2 separate regions of the Mus musculus genome follow, and region 2 is linked to region 1. The links are chromatin loops, found by intact Hi-C in ENCODE. Cell type or tissue: left cerebral cortex. All regions are shown on one strand. Links, peaks and the distances in the headings refer to the core of each region. The heading gives the core; the rest is flanking DNA. Region 1 overlaps Igfbp5 (insulin-like growth factor binding protein 5). Region 2 overlaps Pinc (pregnancy induced noncoding RNA).

What was found. Hi-C counts contacts between places; a loop is a spot of excess contacts. Peaks named below come from ENCODE experiments on the same cell type or tissue, not always from the same donor. Only the 100,000 strongest peaks of a DNase experiment are listed, where the experiment ranks them.
Region 2: it touches region 1 in a loop (5-fold over the local background); 4 of 42 quality-filtered maps call a loop at or near these places.

Annotation. Positions count from the first base shown.
Region 1 is chr1:72,865,540-72,873,539 of GRCm38, forward strand. All of the region lies in intron 1 of Igfbp5 (insulin-like growth factor binding protein 5), which reads right to left. Among named protein-coding and RNA genes, the nearest start is that of Igfbp5, 5.3 kb to the right of the region's middle. In left cerebral cortex, for the core only: CTCF peaks have their summits at 453 (motif pointing right) and 4,768; DNase peaks (open chromatin) are centred at 487, 4,937, 5,732, 6,387 and 3 more places; H3K4me3 peaks cover 3,305 bases; H3K27ac peaks cover 3,040 bases.
Region 2 is chr1:73,379,421-73,395,438 of GRCm38, forward strand. Pinc (pregnancy induced noncoding RNA) reads right to left here. Exons shown (of 5, transcript NR_003202.2): 5 at 11,965-12,980. Among named protein-coding and RNA genes, the nearest start is that of D530049I02Rik, 12 kb to the right of the region's middle. In left cerebral cortex, for the core only: no CTCF peak of the experiment used is centred there; DNase peaks (open chromatin) are centred at 7,810 and 10,022.

The DNA.
Region 1 (8,000 bases), core at 1-8,000:
AGTCAAACTCTCTGTGGGGATATCAGCCCTCCCCCTGCACCCCCTCCCCCCCCCCCCAGTGCCTGACTCTACGGTATCAGAACCTGCCGGGATGCCAAATCCCAGGCTGCCTGTCCAAAGAGGAATCTCTCTAGGGGTTAATAGACCGTATTTGGGGTGAACCCAGTTTTTTGGGTTGTGGACTTGGAGGACAGGATGCAGGAGGAGGCATGTCTAGTTTGGGGGTTCTGTGCAGATAGAAGAGTAGAGTCTGATGTTTTTCCTTAAGGAACTTTTGCAAACTCTGGGACTCACTAAGCAAAGTCTAGGCTCCTGGGAGTGTCTCCTCTCCCCTAATTTTCAGTCGTCTTGCTTGTGAAGAACAGGCTTAAAATTTTCATTTGCCTCCCAGTTCTTGGTGTTGCTTCCTGAAGGACACACCAGGACCTAGGCTTTTAGAAACAAGCAGGGCTATACCTCTAGGTGGCCAGTAGGTGGCGCAGGAGACCAAAGGCGCTCAATTTGTGCACATTTCCAGGGAAGATGAAGGTTAAAAGCTGGCACTTGGCTGTCTCCCCCTCCTACTAGTTTGGGAATCCCATCAATCCTTTCCCCCTCTTTGTGTGCTTGCAGCATGCATTAAGAAGGTGCGGGGGGGGGGGAGGACGACAAAGGAGCACTGTGCAGGAGTGGAGGACTGCGCGAGCAAGTCTTAGTTGTGTGTGGCAGAGTGTTGCTTCTTTATAGTGACTAGAAAGAGAAGAGAAACACATCCCAACACCCTCCTCCCTCTAGATGCTGCTGGGAAGGTTTCTGCAGAGGATGAGAAACGTGGGGTGCTTTTTGGTTAAGGTTTTTCATTGCAGCAATAAAGACCCTAAGACAGGGGTGTTATATTCTGGTATTTCCTCTGATGTATGTTGTGCTACGGCTCCAGCTTTGTAATGTGCCTACTCTGTCACAGGAATGTTGATCTATTCATCCCCCCCTTCCCATGACTTAGGACCATGGGTACATCAGCGTCTCCCTGGGAACAGGCACAGCTTTATGGCTGCTGAGACACCCCAGGAAGGGCAGCATTGCACACAGCACTACAGCACCATGCACACACCTTACCCAAGCTCAACCTCTCTAAGCACACAGTCTGGCTGCCGATGCTTTCCTGTAGACGTCTGGCTCTTTACCAACATATGAAGACGTGTTCTTAGGATGCCTTCCCATCCAACCTTGCTTCCTAGTCCTTCTAATAGATGAATCCAATGGGACCTGTTGCTACTGGAACTATTACTTTCCACCCTGGGCTTCTTGTCATTCTGGCACCATGAATAATAGCCTGATCCTGGGCTGCTATTGGATGCTGGCTTGACCTGTCCTCACAAACAGAAGTCTGGGGGAGACTTATCTGTGATGATTTCTCTTCCATCAGAAAACCAGCTAAGCTTGGAGTTCATGGCCCAATAGGCCACTTACAATCTGCAAAGAGAAGTTCAGCCGAGAAGTAGTTCTGTGATATAAATGGGGCAACTTATAGCTTAACGGATGCTGGGGTGGGGGGTGGGGTGGGGGAGGCCATCTGAGTCATGCCCCTGCCTCAGAGCATGATTACTTTGCCACAGGAAGGTGAAGAGACAAGCAGTCCATGAAGAAGGTGCCCCTGGTGTGTGAGGTTTCTGTTTGGCTGAGGCTGTGCCATCCAGAAGCCAATGTGGCATTTAAATGAACAAATACATAATAATAATAATAATAATAATAATAATAATAATAATAATAATAATGATAATACACCCAGAGGTCCTCATTTCCAGTTCTCCCCAGCCACACGTTGGCTGCTACTGGGCTGGACAGTACAGATATAGAACACTTTCATCATCACTGTAAGTTCCACTAGATAGCACTGGCCCAAGACATCCATCAGGACAAAAATAGTCAGCTAGATGCTCTGCCCATTCCGTGTCCTGTCTTGTTTCCCAGCCAACAGGCAGCCTCCTGCTCTTTGCTGCAGTGCTAGGCTTGGGGGAGAATCAGAATCTGGCTGCTCATTGTCCCCCCCTCCCCAATCCACCCAAATGTAAGCTGTGTTTCAGACTCCCCAAGTCTCACTGCTTTCCAGCTGCAGATGGGTGCTATTTAGCTCAGCTGCCCTGTGTGGGTGCATTTGCATATAGAGAGAAAGAGGAGGGGCTCTGGGTAGAGGCTGTGGAGTGTCCCCTGGCCTTCCTACTGGCTCACAGCAGCATCTGCCTGGCCCCAGGCTCACTCCTGAAGATCCCATTTTCTTTTTCACTGTGGTCAGCAATAGAGGGAGTGTCCAGGGGTTCTAGCAACCAGGATGATGAGCTGACTTTTCAAGAGAAAACAAACATCGACAGCTGTATCCTTAGGTGGGGGGAGGGCCAGAGGGCTCTCTTAATTTCATAAAGTTTAAATATAAATTTTGAAACAAGAGAATTTGCTCACTGGGAATGTTTTAAGTATGTTTGGCAGAGCATACCATAAACTTTATGACATATACATATATGTCATATGCATATGTATATACGTATACAGTGTCTAATTGAGATTTTTCTCTGAAGGTAGAAAAATGCCATGGATTTAAAAGACAGCAAGTGAAAGAAAGTTGATGATTTCATTGTCATTCTTTGGGTACATGTGGAGATGATAATATTTTCTGGTACGCTCTGTTAAAATACACCAGTAAAATACATTTCCTCTGCTTCTTCTTAACCTTGAAAATTTTTGGCTGCTAGAAAAAAAAGTATGAAAATTGTGGTCCCTGGAAAATGAAACGTTATGTATGTGGTTTGTATTATATTTTGGTTGGATGTGCTAGTCTAAAGACTCCTGAAGGAGACACGCCTTTAGAGGGGACAGAGAGATGTTCCCCATGGAAGCCCTGATGGACAGAGCTTAGAGAGCAAATAACTAGATCCTATATAAATTCACAGATTGGTAGAGGTATCATATGAGGCCCTGTTCTGAGTACAGTTTCATTGAAGGCCTTTAGACTTGGCAGGGAAAGGCCGTTGATCTGACAGTTTAGGTTGAAGGCTAAAGTGTAAGATAAACTATTTGGTTGAGCCTAAAGGCTCAGCTGGTAGACCCTACTGGGAAGATAGGCTTGCGTTATCTGCTTCCTTCCCCAACAACCCCAAAGGAAAGAGCTTCCTCAGCCTCTGGGGCAAGTTAGCATGAGTCTTGGCATAGCCTCTGAGTAACCCGAACCCCTAAAACCTCTCAGCCAAAGGCAGGCCTGCTGAAAACCCGAGGCATACCCCAGTATGTTCACAAGGCGTTCCTGAGGCTTCCTCTATCAGCTTTCCTGATGGATGGTCTCCCCTTCTTTCTGATGTAGAAACCCCGTAGTTACTTCTGTCAGTCCACTCTACCTCAGGTCTCATTATGCAGTTTGCCAGCCCCAGGGGAGACCTATGCCATTAGAGACAGGCTACCACAGGCAGTAGACCACGGACTGAAGTACTATGTTCTCCAGAGAGGCAGGAAGCATGGACAACCACAGGGCTGCAAAGACCTGCCTGCCACATTAGGAGAACTCCTTGTGTTCAGGAAATGAGGTTTGGCCCATAGACACGGAGGCTGTGCTGAATGCCGTCCCTTCAAACCCTCCTTGCTCACTTTCTCTGGCCAAACCACTGGCCTGAGCCAGCTGTCTGGGAGACTGTGTAGAAAAGGGGACGGAAGAAGCCATTCCTCCAAGAGGGTATTGGAGTTCCCACTTTTAGGTCACTTTGATACTTCTCTGGCCCACAGAATAGAGCACCCCTAAGTGGAGGGGTTTCCTCTTTGCTTTCAGAACACCTACCACTGGAAGGTAGCATTTGGCAATGTTGGCCAAGGTTGCAAGGTTAGACCAGGCCTAGGCAAGAGCCCTAGTGACTAGTGAAGGAGCCAGAAATAGCAGAAATAGCAGGGCAGAGTGCCTCAGCCCCTAGGGAGAAGCCAAGTTCAAGTCCTGACAACCACAGATCTTGTCTTGGGCAAGTGGCTTACTGTTTTAGGTCTCAATGTCTTTATCTGTAAAGTGGGGCCCTTGACCATGAGGGTAGCCCTGGGTTTACTTCCAGCTTTAAGGTTCTTTGGACACTATCCAGACAATTCCTGGAGAGTTGCTAGGACACAGCTAAGACATGTGGCCAGGCAGAAAAGGCCACTTCTCCATACAAACAAATGTCTAGTTACTCATCTGGATTTATGTTTTATAAGAAATGGGAAGCAGACATATGCATCACAGTCCTCGGTTATTTGCCTGTTTCTGCAGACATGTGACTAATCTTATTGCCTTGAATAGTCTACCCAGTTAGAAATGTAATGGTAGCCTTTGAGAATTGCTAGTTTTCACCTAATTGGCAAAAGTGCAAACTTACAATGGAACAAAACCCCTCCCACTTGCTAGCTGTGGCTCCTGGTAACCATCCCCTCGCTTCTTGGCTCCTAAGGGGTGCCCCTTGTTCATACTTGATTATATACAGAGTTCCTCCACCTTCTGAACGTTGTGGCTCTGGAGGGTATAATCCCTTCTTTCAATTTTCATTTTTCTCCACATTAAATACTTCAAGGTTTCATAGGCATGGGCTGCTTGGGTGCAAAGTAAAACTTTTTTTTTTTTTTTTTTTTTTTTTGGTAAATCTTTCCGTCCCTCTTGCTCCTCCTCCCTGAATTAAGAAAGCGGGACCCGGTCAGCAGGGAATCTTGCTTCCGTGTCCTCCGTTCTAACCAGCTCCGTGACCTCTGGCTGGGGGATCAGCTTGGCCCTGCCCGTGCAGCTGCAGGTGGCTGCTTGCTTAAAGCGAGAGGGCAAAGGCGGAACTGCTCAGATTTAAAACTCCGCCCTCAGTTGGGGCGTGGACATGAGGGAGGGGTTAGGGGAGCGGAGGAGAGGCTACCGAAGTCCGTGGGGGCGTGGGGGAAAGGGACTTGGAAAGAAAAGCAGCTTCATTGGGCCAGCTGTGCTGTCTCCTCTAAGCCTTGCTGACACAGCAGAAAGATGGGGGCAAAGGCAAGAAACGTTAAAGCCATCCCTCTCGCCCAACTCCCGTTTTGGTTGGCTTCGGCATAGCCCTCACTCACAGACTTGCTTCAGAGGAGGGCGTGCGGCGGGAAAGTCATCTGGCTCCTTCAATTTTTCATAACCTTGTTCAATCCAGACATGAATTTGGCCAAAAAGTCTTAGTCTGGGTTAACTTCAGCGTGGCATTTGGACTAGGCTTGGAGCTGAAGCCAGGTCGATGGAGACCAAAGCCGCCCAAGAAGCAAAGGCCGAATTCATTTTCATTTACATAATGTACCCCTCCCCTTGGTTTCCCAGAAGCACATTTTTTTTTTATGTTGCTCTTTGCCTTATTTCTCAATGACAGGATTGACATTCACAGCCCTCTGCTCTCCACATCTCAGATTTTGCGTTTCTGCTAGCTCAGGAGACACTCCCCAGATTCTCCGGTATGTTAGGCTCCCACCGCTGAAAGCACATTTTCTAGAGAATGCCCTCAACACATTTTAGGCCTTCCTTGATCCATCGAGGCTCATCTTTCTTGGTCCTAGAAACCCCTGTGTCCCTAGTCCCCTTAGCCTCACACACACTGCCTTCTGTATCTATCGCTGGCCCCTGAACTGGCCAAAAGAAAATGCAGGGCCAGGCGCGCTCCAAGCCCTGGACATCTAGGCGACTCCCTCTCCAGTTGCCAAGCAACGCAACCAGCAAAACCCCAGGCTCCGCCTGCCTGCGTACACCTCCCTCTCCCGAAGCTTTGGCTGCCAGCCACCTCTCCTTCGCTCCTCACTTCTCAATCTAGAAACTCACTGTACTGGGGGGTGGGGGTGTTACATAATATAATAATATGAATATATAATATATATTTTTGGTTGCATACCAAATATAAATACAACATATGTATATTATAGCTTCCAACTGCGGGAGAAGAGGATTGTCCAAGCTCACACTACTCAGATTTCAGTGGTGGGGGAGGGGGCCTAGGGAGCAAGAATTTCTCCTAAAGGACCCAGAAGACAATCTCCTCTCTTCATTATCCATTTTCCTTTCTTTAAGAATGACGTCATCTTTAGCTTTTTTTTGGGGGGGGGGTGGGCATCCAAATAATGGCTCGAAGGATCTTCTCCGAGAGCCGGCTCCCATTCGGGAGGAAGGTATTAACCTTTGCCACTGTGGTCGGCAGCCAGGGTGCAATTGTAGGCTGTTAGGCACCTGCCTGACGCGGGCTGGGGTTGGAGTGAGGGCGAGGAGAGGGTGTTGCTTCTGGTTGCTTCGGCTGCAGAGAATTCTAAAGCGATCTGGCGCGGGACAAAAATATGGTTCGTACGTGTGTGCATGTATGCGTGCACGCGCGCGTGTGCACTGGGTCCACTTGGGAAGTAGGATGCTGCCTCTTTGCTGGTCCAGCATCTGCGTGAGTGAGTGCGCACAGAGCTCACTCCTTTTATTCCTAGCTACTCCCTATCTACCGCTTGGCTGGGCAAATAAAAGTGGGGCGAGGATACTGCGGAGTCATAACTTGCGCAATTCGGCTGTGATGGGATTGCTAGCCAACCTTTTTGTCTCCAAGCCAGGTGATGGATTCCTACGGCTTCAGCAGGCAAAAATGTAATAGAAATAACCTAAAAAATCGGTCTCTGGGGGCTTCCGCGGTTTGTATGCCCCCAACCCCCTCATTATGCAACTTCTCACGATAGCTCAAACTTGCAATTTCCGGGGAGAGAGGCTGAGCTCACGCAAGCTCTGCTATCTACTGATGGGCACTCACGTACCCTCCTACGTGGTGGAATCCATAGGTCTTTAGCTTGCGTTCAGAAAAATTACAAACCTCCTCACGTTGGAGTAATGGAGGACGACAGGTGGTGAGAAGGGCTTTATCTTTGTAAGGAACCGCACCAAATAAACATTTAGCTAAGTCTTAACATCTCTCCTAGCTCAGATTTTGTGCATTGTTGGTTAAGCTTAAATATTTATAATATATAAATATAAAAATAATTTGATAAAAATATATAATCAGGTAACTCCCCCAAGAAACCTAGCTCGAGGCAAAACTGTTTTGATTGAACAAGAAGCTCTGTCAATCATTTAAACCACAGACTCCAGGCACGGAGAATTTGGAGGCGGGGCAAGAGGGGGCGGGGCAAACGGAGGGGTGGCTCCCAGAGCGTGGTCTTCCTGTCTCCGCCCCTTGAGTTTTGCATTCTGTGTTTCCAGGGCCCCTCACGCACTTAGCCACACTCACTTTTAGTCTGGTTTAAGTGATGGGTGGAGGGTGGGGCTGCTGGGGGTGGGGGTGGAGTGAGGAGAGAGGGAAGGGAGATGGAGAGGGCCAGCATCCAGTGGGAACTTGAGGATGTCTTCACCCCCACATCCCTCTTCACCTCTCAAACCTGTGTCCATCTTTTTATCTTAACTAAAATCTGAATTTAGGAGGGGAAAAAAAACCATTAGATTCAGGGACGAACATTCAGCACAGAACACCAAACTCTTTCAGCTCATACCCCACGCCCTACCCCAGCCCTCCCGAAGTATTCTTTCTCTTCCTGGGAGGAAAAAAGAGAGACGTTTTACAGTCTAATATGTTTCATCGATCATAATCAATCATATCAATTCAAAAGCAGCAAGTGTACGTGTGGGTGAGCTCTCAATACCTCCACCCAAAAGACATTAGTTGTCAAGTGGGGGGGGGGGATGTACGCGCGTACGCGCGCGCGCGCGCTCCTGAGCAAATAGGAATAGAGTGAGAGATAAATTTAGAGGCACTGAGATGGGGGCGGAGGGGTGAGGCTTGGAGGGATCAAGGTAGAATTAGCTTTAAAGATGGAACGCATCTTCAGATTCCAATTAAAATGACCTTTTAACAGAAAGGATTTTCTAAAGTTTAGGGAGAAAAGTACGGGGTTGGGGTGGAGAAGGGAGTTGATAATTTAACCTGTTCTTTTTCAGAGAGGATTCTCTTGGGATTTGGACTTTGAGACTCAAAAGGAGCTCAGAGTCAGAATTGCCACGAGTTAGG
Region 2 (16,018 bases), core at 3,387-11,386, 520 kb after region 1:
CTTGTATTCCCGCCCTTGGCGGTAGTGGCTGGGAACTTTTAGGTTCATTTCTCTTCCATTTCCACTTTATGAAACCCAGAGGTCTGTCCTGGTATGAAGCCAATTGGTACATTTATAGTCTGAAAATAAAAAAGATGTGAGATAGGGGAAATAAAAAATTATCCTCTAATAAAAAAAATAAGCAATATAAAAAATAGAGTTGTGTGGGCAATCAATGCTAATCCAATGGACTTCATGTGGCAGCCCTGAAGATCACAGGGTCTGAACTGCTGGTGCGGAACAATGCCAGGAGGGACACTGAGCTGAGCAGAAGATATCACACACTCTGCTTCTAAGGGGGTGGAAAGGAAGTTAGAAGGAAGAACAGATGGGAAACCCAGTTTCTCTTTTCTTCCTTCAAAACAAAACCCCTGTAATAGCCCCTTGGATGAGTAAAAATTCAAGGCTCATCCCAGGTGCATGAAGTAGCCTGGGAGTCCAGGAGTCTCTAGGCTACTGGCTGAGAGGTGGGACCTGGCGCTTCTCGTGTCCTCTCATGACCTTCGGTAAGCTGGCATTGCCTGACCCAAAGCTGAAGTCCCTGCACTGACCTGCCCTCTCATCACACAGCTTAGAGGACCTATGTGCAGTTACCACTACATAACCTCTCAATCCTGTGGGTTCCAGAGCCACATCTGGAGCCCAGCTGAGCTCAGAGGCTGGAGGGGGTTGTCACAGCCTTCCCCTGGGGATTGCAGGGATGGGAGGGGAGCCATCACTGAAGAGGCACACATACTCCCCACCCCTTATGAAATGTGGAGAGTACACTAATCCTCAAGCTGGCAAACTTTCCCAAAAGGTGTTTGTCCGTCAACCCTCTCTTTAGGATATAAGAGTCCATCCTAACACTGCCAGCAGTAGTCCTGTTAGTAGGCCTGCTGAGGGCAGGGGTCTTTCATAATACTTCAAGTCTGTCTAGTACAATGCCTGGCAGAAGTAGAGATTTAACATTCTAGTTAAATAAATGCACGTGAGTGAACAATGTCCTGACAAGGTCCTACATGTGGCAGACACCTATCGCCTTGCTTTCTTCCACTTCAGCTCTCCTTAATCAAGACCTCTTGTTCACAGCCCATGCTCTGTTTTCTAACACTGGGAAACTGGAGAACATGAAAAACTCTCTGTGCATATGGCTGTGTTCAAGCCGCACTTGCTCCCAGGTGTATTCGGCTCCCCAGGCTGCTGCAACAAAGAACCAGAAGCTGAGAAGGTTTAAACAACAAAACACATTTATTTGCCACTTTAGAATATAGAAGCCCATGATCAAGGTGCCCACAGAGTTGGGTCTTGATAGGACCTCTCTCCTCAGTCTACAGACAGGAGGGTACCTTGGCATTTGATTGTGTGTAAACTCTCTTCACCTTTGTCTATGCAAAGAGAGGAAAGAGAGGATGCTTGTCTCTGGTGTTCTCCATCTATGAGGATGCCAGTCTTGTGGTTTTGGGGTCCCACATTATAACTACATTTAACTTTGATTACCTTGTCAAGGTCCTGCCTCCAGCTAACAATCACCTTGGTGGTTACAAAGTCATCCAATAAGGCTGGAAAGAAGGAATTTGGCCTACAACACGAGGCAAGAAAAGCTGTCCCTGACATGGCACCACTTAGACTTTCTCTAGCTGACTCCCTCTCTAGAGCATGAGGAATCTGAAGATCACAAGCATGCCTGCCCACAGCTGAGGGTCCTCCCAACTGGCTACCTGCAGCCTCAGAATTCCTTTCACAGAGGAGGACTGACCGTCCTCCTCGATGGGTGGTTTAGAGAGCGCTGTTCCTGAAGAACATGACCTGAACTCAAAATGGCAGCTGGTTCATGTGCACATGGGCCCTGAAGTCCGCTTGTAGTGTGGGAAGGCATCTGTGTTGAGAAAATTAAGGCAGTAAATGATCCAATAGTTCAGGACTAAGACTGAGCTCAGTTCCCCACAGACATTCCATGAATATGGCACAATCTTATTGCATACTTTCCTAGCCTCATATGTCGCTTTTAGACCTGCACACACAATGCATGTACTTTCTTTTGTTCTCATCTCCTAAGCAGGCCACAGGTGGAGGGGCCTTACACTCTAGTTTGCTCCAGGCAATCCCTACTTAGGCCAGACACCCCTCAGTATTATTTATAGCCTCTTGCTTTCACCGTTGAATGTGTCCCGATTTGAAACAATAAATTCTATACTCCCTTCGACTATGAAATGCAAACACGCACACAGAAGTCATAGGGACAGCGCAGTGGACTGGATCTGCAACAGTATGATAGTTGTTCCTCTGTCCCTCAGCTGCAGCATGTTACAAGGTGCTCAGGCCCACTTCCTCCCCAGGAAGCTTGCTGATTATGTCTAGGGCACAAGACTTATGCTCCCCTGTCTCTGGAGAACAATCCCGGAAGGTGCACAGATGTAACAGGGTGCTTAATTAATCAAGGCCAAATGCACAGAAGGGAAGGAGGAAGAAATACGACTTTGTCCACAGAATTCTCCAGACTACAGCTTTCTCGGCTGTCGCATAGGAGGAAATGCTGGCAAACCAGCTCACCAAAATATAACACAAAAGAATGAAAACTCTCATGTTTCTATAAAGCAATAAACAAAACAAACAAAAGGCCTGTGAAGCTCTTCTAGGCCCCAGGTTAAGGACTAAGAAATGACTTGAGGAGCTTTCTTGATTCCATTAAAGCTCTTGTCACTTAGCTCCCACGGGACAGAAGAGCTTGAGAACAGGTGGGGCTGTCTTGACCAGTCGATCTGACCCTTGACCTCTTGGATCTGATCTCACCTTGCAACCTCCCTCTTGGCTCCTCATTTATCTTCTCCAGATGCTGAGGCTAGTGGGCCCTGATCTCATGAAGTCTCAGAAGCTCCGTCACCATCCTTGGCAGCAAGTCACTCCATGTGTTGATCTCCCCTCGTAGGAAACAGCTGCCATCAAGTTACAGACCATGGCTCGGAGCCCTAAAGTCATTCTAGTTTTCTTGTAATGTCACGAGTCAGTCATTCTTACTGTAATCTTAATATTCTTAATAATTAATTCTTAAAAGGAAATGAAGTGTGCATGAGAACAGCATTTAGAACATACTCAGTTCCTCTACAGCTTGGTGTATTTTCTTCCAGAGACCTTGGTTCTTCCTCCTCTTTACTGTTTTCCTTTAAAAAGCAAAAAAATGGAATATCAGCAACATATTTATTGCGTCGCACTTAAAACAGTTCTTAGTATTGATGAGAACTTCATAGTCTAGCGCTGCATCTGTATCACTCCTGCCCTCCCCCCAAACCGCTTGTGTGTCCAACTTCTCTGTCCCAAATTTGTCATCTCATCTTTAATTGTTATTGTTACATGTACATGTACATACACACTCACACACATATGCACACATGTACATACATTTAGCACTGCTCATGTGTATATGCATCTAGGGCTGACCACTTGGGATTAGACAACCTTTGAAACAGCCCAGTCCCTGGAGAAAACTGCTCCACTCTTTCTCTCAGCAACCATACCCCAATCTAAAAGTCAAACCGTGCAGACTTTCCTCTGTCCGCAGCAGCATGCCAACCAGCACTGCCATTATTCTGTTTAGGCAACCATATTGTTGAGATTTCTTGAGTACATTTTCCCTTTTGTATCCACAGGACACTATTTAGCAGTAGGTACTAAATTATAATATAATATAATGCAATATAATATAATGTAATATAATATAATAATGTTGAGGTATTTTCTTTTTCTGATTTCAAGTCCTATTTCCATCTAATGCTCTTGTCACTTTGCTTCCAGGAACAGAATTGCTGAGGAAGCTAGAAAACATCTGGAGCTGTCTGGACAGCTATCATATTCTCCAGGGTTAGGGCTATTCCATAAGTTGTCTAATCCCAAGTGATCAGTCCTGGACACATATAAACATGAGCAATGCTAAATGTCTTATATGTTTGTGTGTATATATGTGTGTATATATGTATATAATCTTTTATCTGAATGTATGTCTGCACCACATGCATGCCTGGTGCCTGCAGACCTAGAACTGAAGTAACAGGGGGTTGTAAGCCACCATAACACCTGCTGGAAGACAAACCAACTTCCTCAGCAAGAGAAAACATTGTTTTTAAGCATTGAGTCACCTCTCCAGGTTAAGATACTTGGTTTTGTTTGTTGTTATTCTTGCTTTTTGTTTGTTTGTTTGTTTGTTTTAATAAACTTTTCTTTTGAATAGTGTCAGATTGGTAGAAAAGTTGAAATGATAGTTAGTATAAAGAGTTCAAATCCCTCAGCCTCCTTTACTAAGACCTTATTAAGGTGTATTTGTAACAATTAATGAAACAATATTAATACATTATTGTGGATGCTTAGGATTTTTTTCTGTTGTACAATCCGACCTAGGCTGTAGACGTTCGTCTACAGAATCTCCCAGCTGCCAGGGTTTCTTGATGATCTTGACAGTTTGAAGAGGACTGGAGAGGGATAAAGTTACTCTCATCTTGTCTTTCAAATGTGATTTTTCCGATAATTTTCTCGCAGTTCTGGTTACAGTTCAAGGTTTTCTAACCAAACAGATAACAGACATCAACCATGAATCAGACAATGGAAAAAGGAACTAAGGAAGACACTGAAAGATATGCAGAACCTCCGTGCTCATAGATTGGCAGAATTAAACTGTGAAAATGACTGTATCACCAAAAGTACTACAAAATTCAAAACAATCCCAGTCAAAATTCCAATGATATTCTTCACAGAACTATAAAAAAACCCTAAAATTCTTATCAAAACACGAAAGACCTGAATAGCCAAAGAAATCCGAAGCAAAAGAATAATATTAGAGGCTTCACAGTCTGAGCTCAGACTATAGGACTGAACCATAGGAACCAAAGCAGGCACGTGGACAAAACTAATAATGATGATAATATAGAAGTTCTGGGAGTAAACCCACACAGCTACAGCCACAGTGGGGGTGGGGGGGAGATAGTCACTTTAAATACCAGTGCTTGAAAAAAATATTCACATGATGAAGGACAAAATTGTATCCAACATCTCTCATCTTTCTCATAATAAAAGCAACTCAGAATGGATCGAATACCTTAATACAGAATCTAAATGCTGAAATTACAGAAAAAAAAAAAAACACTTTAAGACTCTGGTGCAGGTAAGGAGTTTCTGCAGTGGACTTCAGTAACTCAGGAAATAACCTCAAGGATTGGTAAATAAGATTCCGTGAAATTTAAAGGCTTCTTCACAGCAAAGGAGACACCCAGCAGAGTAACGAGGCAGCTGACAGCATGGGAGAAAGTCTTTTCGAACTGTACTGCAGACAAAGGCTAGCATGTAGAATGTATGGAGAACTTCGTAATTTAAATTTTAAAAACAGAAATATTCAGTAGACAGGCTAATGAACTAAACGGAAAGTTCCCAAAAGAGAAAGGAAGAAGGAAAGACAAATGGCCAAGAACTTTTTTTTTTTAATGTTCAATGTCCTTAGCCATCAGAAAAAATACAAATAGAAACTTGGGGATCCATCTCATCCCAGTGAGAATGGTTGTGATCAGGAAAACAAAGGACAACAAACGTTAATGAAAAGATGTGAGGAGGTGCCCTATCCACTGCCAATGGGATGCAGAGGCACACCCATCATGGAAATCACTGTCATTTCTCAAAGCATGTAAAATGGAAGTGCACACAACAACAACAACAACAAAATGAACTACCATATAACTCCCTATACCTAACTCCTGGACATATCCCCAGAGGACTCTATATCATACATGCCACAGATGTACTTACATATCATGTTAACAGCCACTCAAATCACAATAGCAAGAAAGTTGAATGGGTCTGAATGTTTATCAGCAGGTGAGTGGATAATAAAAATGGGGTACATACCATATATAATTAGTCTACTGTAAAAAGAAAAATGATTTATAGGAAAATGGATGAATCTGAAAAGTATGTTAAGCAAGATAACCCAGACTCAAAAAGACAAACACTGCATGTTTTCTCTCATATGTGGACCCTAGCTTTTAATTTTTCATGTGTGTTTTGTTTTGTTTTTGGTTTTTTCGAGACAGGGTTTCTCTGTATAGCCCTGGCTGTCCTGGAACTCACTTTGTAGACCAGGCTGGCCTCGAACTCACAAATCCACTTGCCTCTGCCTCCCAAGTGCTGGGATTAAAGGCGTGTGCCACCACGCCCCACCTGTGTATTTTCATATGTGTATGTATATGTAACTTTTCATGTGTGTGTATATTTATGAGGTGTTCATGTGTATGCATGTGTGTGCATATTTGTATATGTTTCTATATAGATCATAAAATTTTAAAGGGACTACACATGGGAGAAAGGGGTCTTAGGTGAGAAGTGACAAAAGGGAGATTATATCTGATATGAAAGCAAAACCAGGGCTTTTAGGGGGAGGAAAGAGACCAGAAGGAGGGGCTGGGGAATGTGGGAGGATCACCAAGAAGAATGTATATAATAAAATGACATAGTGAAATATACTCTGTGTGCTAGTTTTTTAAAAACTAGTTTAGAAAATAGAAAAAAATGGCTATGATTCTTTGCTTTGCATATGTCACTTTTACAAGTGTAAGAATGACTGACAATCTTTGGATAAGCCTTTGCTTATCTGTGAATTTATTCCTTATTTCTCTTTGCATATGGAATCCTCTGAACATCACTATGGTTTGGCTTCATGCAGGTATAAAAACGAGACATTGTCTAATGTTTGGAAGACCCCAGAAATAAGTGATGAAGAGATCCACTGCAGTCACTCGCTCTAACTTCTGGCAGGTCAGGACACTGCTCCACATTCTGGTGGGTGTCATGGGAGATCTCCACCCCCAGCCTTCTTGTAGTTCCTCCCTGTGAGCTCACTTCCTGTTCAGCAACTGCGTAGGAAGGAAGTCAGGACGAGGTCAGGCCCCAATCCTCCATCAAAACCACAGAGTGTCTGGGCTGCATGTCATCGAAGACGTCATCTTCTGCAAAGTTTTCATTTTACAGTGTGAGGCATGAGATGTCCAAGGTCACACAGCTGGTGAGAGCCAACTCCTGTGCCGAAGTCCACGTCCTTCATCTTTCAGTTGAAGCACTCCCCATGGTGCCTGCCTCTGCTTAGAGTCCTGCATCTGCCTTCAGTAGAAACCTCTAAATTTCACGTAGACAGAACTCCATCTAATCTCAAAGAGTGTGAGTCCAACTAGGACAAAGTTCTCCCACCTTGACATTAACCTAATGGGAGACGTGGACTCAGAACCTCTCTGCTCTGTAACTAGGGACAATCTCAGGTGTTGGGATATTAGCATGTTAATGTCAGAGTTGCATCTGCCTGTCACATGAAGTAGGACACCATAGCAATGTTAATTATTTAAAGGACAATGTACCAATTTCAAAACCAATATCACTGTCTGCTCTTGGGAATTTCCATGCCTTTTTCACTGAGCAATAGAAGCCATGTAGGGATCAGGGTTTTCCTCTGAGGGGCTTTAATCTTACCATTAACCACATACAAACGACCTCTCATCTGTTTTGTCACACCTGCCTCCTCCTTTTCTATTTTCTCCTTCCTGCTCCTAGCATCTCCCCATGTGATCAAATATATGGATTCTGTCCCAGAACCTCGGTGCCGTGATTTTTATAATGACAGGAAAGTCATAATTTCTTTTTGTCCCGAGATTCTTTATTGTTTCTCTGGTAACAAACCAACTCTAGTTGGAGTGGGCTGAGAGATGATCTTATTTTTTACTTGAAGATTATATCTAAATTGGTGCACTTTCTAACAAAATATATGGTAGGTTCTTGTGCCAGTTAGACATAAACTGGCGTCATCTGGGAAGAAAGAACCTAAATTGAAAAGAAGCCTTCATCAGACTGGGCTGTAGGCAGGTCCGTGGGTCATTTTCTTGACTACTGATTGATGTATGAGGGCCCAGCCCACTGTGTCTGGCATCACTTGAGGCAGTTCAAGAATGTATAATAAAGGTAGTTGACTGTGAACCTTGGGAGCAAGCCAGTAGGTAGCATCTGCCCATGGTCTTTGCTTCCATTCCTGCCTGCTCCATATTCCCCTCCCGATGAACCATAAGCTATACATTGAAATCAAACTTTTTCTCCCAAAGTTGGTTTTGGTCATGGTGTTTCATAATTGCAATAGAAAGCAAAGCAAGACAATTCTCTAACTGGTTTTGTCAACACCATTGCTGAGGGTTCAACTCCTCAAATGAAGACTGAACTTGTAAGAGTAATCTAGAAGAGTGGGGTAGCCAAGGACCACAAATCACACCACAACGGTATCAGCTGTTCAAATCCAGATAAATTGGCTGTTAAAACATTAAGGTTTGTTTTTACAAGTTTGTGTAGTCACTGTCCCAAAGTTCCCGTGCCAGCCTATTACTAACTTTTCTTATTCACCTCGTTTATGAGAGAGATTCCCCAACCCCAAATAGCATGAGATGATATGGCCCAGCCCTGAATAATTGAGACTGAGAGCAGTGTATTAGTCACCTATGTTGCTTGCCGATGGGAGGAGCACCCATGACTTTCAGGACCACATGAGGGCTGCACTTGGGAACAGAATGAGTGAACAGAAGCTGGGCAAAGCTGATTTTATATAAAGAAGAAGATGGTGTATCCCCTGACTCCCACAGAGAGAAGCAAATGATTTGTTTGAATGTGTGATGGGGTGGCAAGGTACTAATATCCAGTGGCTGAAGCCTGGGTAGCTTCTAGTTAAAAACTAACTGGATAAAGGGAATGTTTACCATCGGTTGTGGCCTAGACCTATCAGGATCATTCAAAGCTTTGGGGGACCCAATAAGATTCAAAGAAATCAAAGCAGGACAAAAAAAAATGTGAGTCTTACAACAGAATTCTCCACTGCCTTCACAATGTGACCCCTAATTGGAGTTGGGACCTCCCCACACTCTGGCAACAAAAGCATTCATGATGGCTACAAGAAGACATCCAGGCTCCAGTGACCTTTACTTGGTGGCACTTGGGCTTTATTAATTGCTAAATACTTTAACTATCATCCTGGCTGTTACGTCTGACACAGCATTACATCGGTGGCATTTTTCTCTCTGGGACATTTTCTCTCCTGCTTTCCCAAGGTCCCTGGGTTGCTTATTCTACCTGTCCATTGTATAATCACATGGCCTGAAGAATCTGTTTCTTCATTCAAAATAATAGTTCACTCAGTTGAAGCTAGAAATCAAGTGAATGAGCTAAGTCACAAAAAGTTGCTGCTTTTATACTTCCCATTTGCATATGTGCTTTAAAAAATCAGGCATGGGTTTTATTTAAAGCAAAGGATTAGCAAAGTGTGGTCCACAGGCCAAATTTACCATATCTCTGTTTATTCATAGATCTAAGCAAAGAATGTTTAATCTTTAAATGCTAAAAGAATGCAAACAAAGGGTAGGCGGTAGATACTATATGTAAAGAATAAAGTATTTATCATACAGCCCTTTTATTGAAAAATACTTCTGGACCCTGACTTGAAATTAAGACTACCCAGTGGTAAAACATTAGAGCATTTCAAATAGGTTAGGGATACTAATTACAGAATAAGGACTCTCAATTGACTGAAGATGAAATGCTAAATCAGAAAAAAGAATACACTAAACCCAGTGTAACAGTTAATTTTGACAAGTTGACATAGCCCAGAATCACCTAGGGAGAGAGTTTCAATGAGGAATTGTCTATATCAGGTTAGCCTGTGAGCAGGTTGTTGGGGAATTATCTTAATTAAGTTAATTTATGGAGGAAGAACCAGCCTACTTTGGGTGGTGCCATTCCCTAGGCAGGAGTCCTGAATAGGGACATATAGCTTACCAGAAGCAAGCAAGCATGTATGGGAATTCATTTTTCTCTACTAGCAACTGTGCTTATGATGCAACTAGCTGTTTCAAATTTCTTACCATTTTATCTTCCCTGTTATGATGAACTATAAATGTTAACTGTGAGCTAAAATAAATCCTCCTACTCTAAGTTGTCTCTTGTTGGGGTATTTTATCACAGCAACAGAAATAAAACTCGGAAGGCTAAAGTAGAAAGTTGAAACCAATGAACCAAAGAAAATAGTTGGCAGTCAGTGGTCAAATTCAAAACCACAGAACCATAAGGAGTCGGCGTTGGTTAGGACAGGAGCTGTGACCTTGGAAGAGCTGCCAAACACCCCTCCAGTGGGTGTCGTTTTCCATAGAAGCCCATGAGAAATTCAGGCAGATGCAGGTGGGGTAGACAACGGTGAAGGAAAATCTCAGAAACTGGACCTCGTCAAGGATGTAACTTTGATCTCTTTTACTCTCACATGCTGGTGGAAAGAAGAGGATTGGGGAGTTTGGTTACCATCTTCAAATCAAAACATTGTTTTCACTGACTATTAAATACTGGCGAACTTGGCAAAGGCTAAGTCGTGGGACTGAGATAAAGAAAATAGGTTGCAGTAACAATAGGAGGGAGAAGGTTGAAAGGTAAATGTCCGTGTCTGAAGGTGTTGTTTCTCTTCCTAGAGCCACCCACAGAAAAGGGACATAACCACAAACAGAATCTTGCTGGCATCTGGGACTCCATCTTGGCACTTTTGCCCTCATGGAACCCTGACATGGAGTGCTGAGAAGCCAGCTTCTGCCAAGCCTCATTGCCTGACATTTCCACTACGTGCTCACATGCATCTTTGTTTCGGAGGAAGGGCTGGTGGGTGGGGTGTTCTAGTCTGGGACACAGTGGGTGGTAAGAGTTTCCAGGAGGGCAGAGATGGGCTGATTGGCTAGGTTGCTTAGGGCATGCTATTAACAAGGTCAGGTCACATCCTAGTTCCCCACCACACCCAACCAGCAGCCTCCTTTCTGGGGTCACAGATTGCAGTCCTCACCAGAAAACAGGGGCCAAGCAAGAGTGTAATGGGTAACTCTGTACAAATCTACCTCCGTTAATGAAAACAGAATTTGGCCAGTGGAGGGAGGTCTCTTAAGATTTCATTATACTTCATTGCCCACTTACTGGGGGTATGAACACATCAAGATTCTGTTTAGGTTGATTTAGGCTGATAATAAACCACAAACTTCAAAAATTGAGGGCATAAATACAACCATTCATTTAACTCTTGATGCTACAGATTGATTGAGCAGATCAGATGTAGGCCAGCTCAGCTGGTCTTTACTGAGGTTCCGTAAGCATCTTTACTGTCTGTCTATCAATGAACTGCCAGTCAGAGCAATGCAGAACACAGGACTATGTCTCTAATTTTTAAAAGAGATTATATAGCATTTATTCACAGGATTGATGGCAGAGGATACAAGGGCATCAAGAGAAAGAAATGTATGCATAATTCCTTTCTAAACTGCCTATTTATTTTATTTGGGCTACACAGGTGTCTTTGTGCATATGTAGAGGAGAGAGCTCAATTTATAATTCTCTCCAGAGAATTTGGTCCCAGAGACCAAACTTAAGTTGCCAGGCTTGGCAGGAAATACAGTGCCTTTACCTGCTGAGCCATCTCACTGGCCCCTAGATTGGCCTTTTAACATTAACAGAAGAAAGCTGTGGAAAAGGCTCAGTCATTAAAGTGATTGCCACACAACCATGAAGACCAGTGGTGAGAGCTGCAGCAAATATGTAAAAGGCTGGGGAGGTGACACATGCTTGTCCCCTAACACTGGGGAGGTAAACACTGAAGTGTCTCTAGATCCCATTGGCCAACTGCTCTTGTCCTAAGAGTGAGCTGCAGGCTTAGTGAGAGACCTTGCTTCTGACATGGTGGAAAGCAATAGAAGAATCCAGCAATGATCTCTGCCCCCTCCACATGCACACACACACACACACACACACACACACACACACACACACGCTGGTTTTGACTTATTCTAGAAACAGAAGTGATGAGATAGCATCAGTACATTTTAAACGAATGGTGGTTATTTTAGTATAAAGACAGCACTTTGCTCAACTATTTCATTTTATCCCCTGAGGTAGTCAATAGCAGGGCCAATGCTCAGACTCCATTTTTAAACCACATTGCTCACAATCATCCCTCATACTCACATGCTTTGAGGGTTTCGTGACAGTACCAACAAAGTCACTATCGTTTAAGAAACAAAACAAAGCAAAACAAACCAATAACAACAACAAAGAAAGTCATCAGGTCATCAGAGTTCCTTTTCTCAAGCCCTCAGGGTCTTGGCAGCTGCTGAGTCCAGGACAGAATGGGCTCTCCTTCCCCTGACACCTGAGCAGGAAGTGGATTTGGCTCCCATCTTTCAGGTGGCTCAGGTGAGTGATCAAGCTGGGTACTTTTCAGATGAGAACGGGCATTGACATGAGAGATGGATCATCCGGGCATGTACATGGCAAGGCAGTATCTGTCACATGATCTTTTCAAGGTTGGGATTTAGATTTTTCAGCCCTTGTCCACGGTATCCTTCCTGCAGAGTCTTCCTGAAAGACTGGAGCATACCTTCCTCCTTCTGTGCCCATCTTGCCCTATGGATAAGAAACTTGCAGTTCAGCTTTTCTAAGACCCGTCCTCTTCTAGAAATGGATGATGCCATGACATAACTGTTCCTGAGACCATTTTAACTAAAGATCAGTGTCAATGTCTCATTCCCCAAACAAAGCCTTGCCTTTGCTAATGCCTCCGACTCTGTGAGAAGACTGTGATGCCACTCAGCAGCAGCCCCATTCCATTGGAAGTGGGGGACAGAGGGAGACAATAGCATTCTATTCAGGACCGGAATTCAGACTCAAATGATGCGAGTCTGGCTCTCAACCCTCCATGCACTATAAATTTTATCATTTACGCGTTGACTTTTCCCAGCAGGAAAGAGACCAGCTAAAGTAGCATGCAATGTCCTTCCTGTTCCCATGCAGCTGGCCGAGGCTTCTCTTCCCTCTGCTCAAATCCGATTTGTATTTCTTCCTTGTTAATACCCCCAGAGTGCTCCATGTTTCTTCCAGCCGGACTGTAACATAAATAAATGTGTGTGACCTTGCAAGAGTAAGCGGACTCTCAGAGTCAGCAGGGACTCGATACTCAGGACAGGACGAGGCCTTCTGTCTCCCCACTTCCCATTCTCATTCTTGCCATCTCACAAATCTTAGGAAGGCCTCCTGGGGAAGGCAGTGATCTCCTTCCTACCCAATCATGATGGCTCCAGATACCCAACTTTTCACTGTGCAGATGTTTCTAGTTAGGTGCCGGTTTATGTGGTTGGCTGACCTGCTTATGCACCATGTGTGTGCCTTGCCCCCTCATTTCTCCAGCTACCCTGAGTCCCATCAAATCCAACTGGAGTCATTCGGAATCCCAAGCACAGATATCAGAAAGCAACACAACATTCAAATTCAGTAAGTGTTTTCTAGGGTTCTGTTTCCTAGAGCATGTTCCCTGTCATTCCTACACGGGAGAGAAGACAGAACTGAACAGAGCTGAATGATCTCATGTGATTACAAGAATCAACACCCCCCCCACGCCCCCCCCCCCCCGCGCCGCCGCCACCGCCGCTGCCCCTTTCCAGCGAAACTAGATTATAACATGGAAACAGATAAATTTTCCTATCTCCTGGATGACTAGTTTAAGATTTATTACTGACTACTTTATCTGGGGTGTGTGTGTGTGTGTGTGTGTGTGTGTGTGTGTGTGTGTGTTTACAGGAGTGTATGCAAAAATGGGTGCCCATTTGTGCCTATGAATGTAGAGGTCAGAGGAGTCCTTCTTCCAATATTTCTATCTTGTTTCTTGAGACTGGATCTCTCACTGGGACCCAGATCTCAACAATTTGGTAAGGTTGGCTGACCAGGGAGCCCCAAGGATGAAGTTACCAGTGCATGCGGCTGTGAGCAACTTTGATGTGGGTTCTCAGGGATTGAACTCAAGACCACAGGCTTGCACAACAGGCACTTTGATGACTGAGCATCTTCCCAACTACTTGATTCATTTCCCACCCCCCATGCATCTTATAAATGTGACACAGCTCAAGAATCTGTAGGTGGGACAGAATGTGCGCGCTACCTCTGAGCGAATCAGTGTCTCTTAGAGCCAAAGGACCTGACTAAGTTATAAGGGACTCTTTAACTTGCCTTCAGAGTTAAGGATCAGTATGAACATGGGGTGAAATCACCAGCATTCATGGCAGGGCAGGGACCCTACATCCACACCCAAAACATCATCCTAAATGGTAGCCTTTGACACAGTCCCATTAGGGAAACATGTCACTGCCTAGGTTTATAATTGGTGCTACAAAAACTCAAATACTTGTTTCTCAAAGGTCAGTTAGCAGCTTCCCTGAGATCCTATAAACTGGTGTGAAAAAACCCTGTCTAGACACATGCTCTCCATTCTGCCAAACGGTAATTTTCTCATTTCATCATCCCTTCTTCATGTATTTGTTGGCTTTCAGATATAAAGATGGCCTGTCCCTCATTATCCTTTAGCTGACAGTGGATTCAGCTTTTAGTCAATAGGCTATAATATTTCAAATAACACTTAACCCTCTTACCCTCTTAGCTAAATTCATGCTCAGAGCTGGCCAATAGAAGCTCCCACAAGCTGAAACCTTTGCCCCCCCCCCCATCTTTCTTTGTGCATCTTGTTACTTTCTAAACTGAAAAGATGCTGTAGGTTTGTCTTTTAATTTTCCTCCCTTGGCCACAGAGCCCAGCATTTCTTCAAAAAACTTAAATTCCTCTTAGTAGAGAATGTGTTTAGAAACGGAGACTGGATGCTTGATGTGTTTGCTGCTACCCTGACCCATTATTGTTAGGCCTCATAAAATGACAAAGCTAGAATACAAATGCATACACTTGTAGTGGGCATCCATCTCTATATTTGTGACCAGACACATCAATCAGTCCTTCTGGAGGTCTATGTTCAGAGTGCCATGAGCTCACGCTGAGAACTACAGTGCTCACTTGATACCATTGGATTGATTATCTCCTTTATCATAAACATGTAAATAAGGACCTTCTGTGAAAATGAGAGCATTGTCTACAGTAGAGATCCTTGGTTTTTGCTCACTGCTAAAATTCACAGAGAGTGGTTTCAGAGTTGCTAGCCCATCCCATCCACACCTCCATGAAAAGGAAGCTTCATTCTAAAAGCCTACTAACTGGTTAGAATTTCACTTCCTGGCTGAAGGCCACACAGTCAACAAACACTGAGTTAGCACCTCCTGTAACATTAGGCTAGAGCACAAGTCTTGTTTCCCTCTTGGATCCCTTGGAGGCATTTCCCTGAAACCTTGTCTAAGACATCTGCAGTCTCATTCCTGGGGATCTGGTGCTGACACAGGAGACAAAGTGCACCTCTAACGAAATTCCAAGTAAACACTCAGTGAGCCTTTTCTCATTTCCCTGAAGTTAATCCAAGAAACCCATCATATAAATATCCCCATTCCCATAAACACAATTACCCACTTATTCTAAGAGTGTTATCTCCCAGGGCTATCCACATTCCTATGGCTTCTCTACTACCCCCCATCCCCAACCCCTCCGCCCCCCACTCCACATGATTAGGCACGGAAGATCTTTCTTCTCTTTCAGTAAATCCTGATCCATCTTCCTTTCAATGGCTCTCCACTGTGTGTTTCTCCAAATGCATAGCAGAGGCTGTAAGTGCCATAAACCACAGAGGTTTATTTCAGACCCACAGAGTTCTCAAAGTCTCTACCCTCCATATTTAAAAATATTTATCTAATTAAATTTATAAGTGAGAAATTGAGAAACATATGGAATTAAGGAAAGGAATGAAGAGAGAAAGTAGGCCATTCATTCAACTTTTCTCAGCTGCTGCTCCTGACCTGGGAGACTTGGCTGAGCTCTGATGGAATGTCATGCAATAAAACTTCCATAGGATGCCAAATTTAGGTCCAGTATGAAAAGAAAACAAAATCCCTCCTTCAAGACAAACTGTTCATTTTGGAAACGGGAGGGACTTTTTAAAGTCCTGCATTAACCCTTCATCATGAAGAGTTTCCATGGGGCAGGAATCAGTCCACCTTTT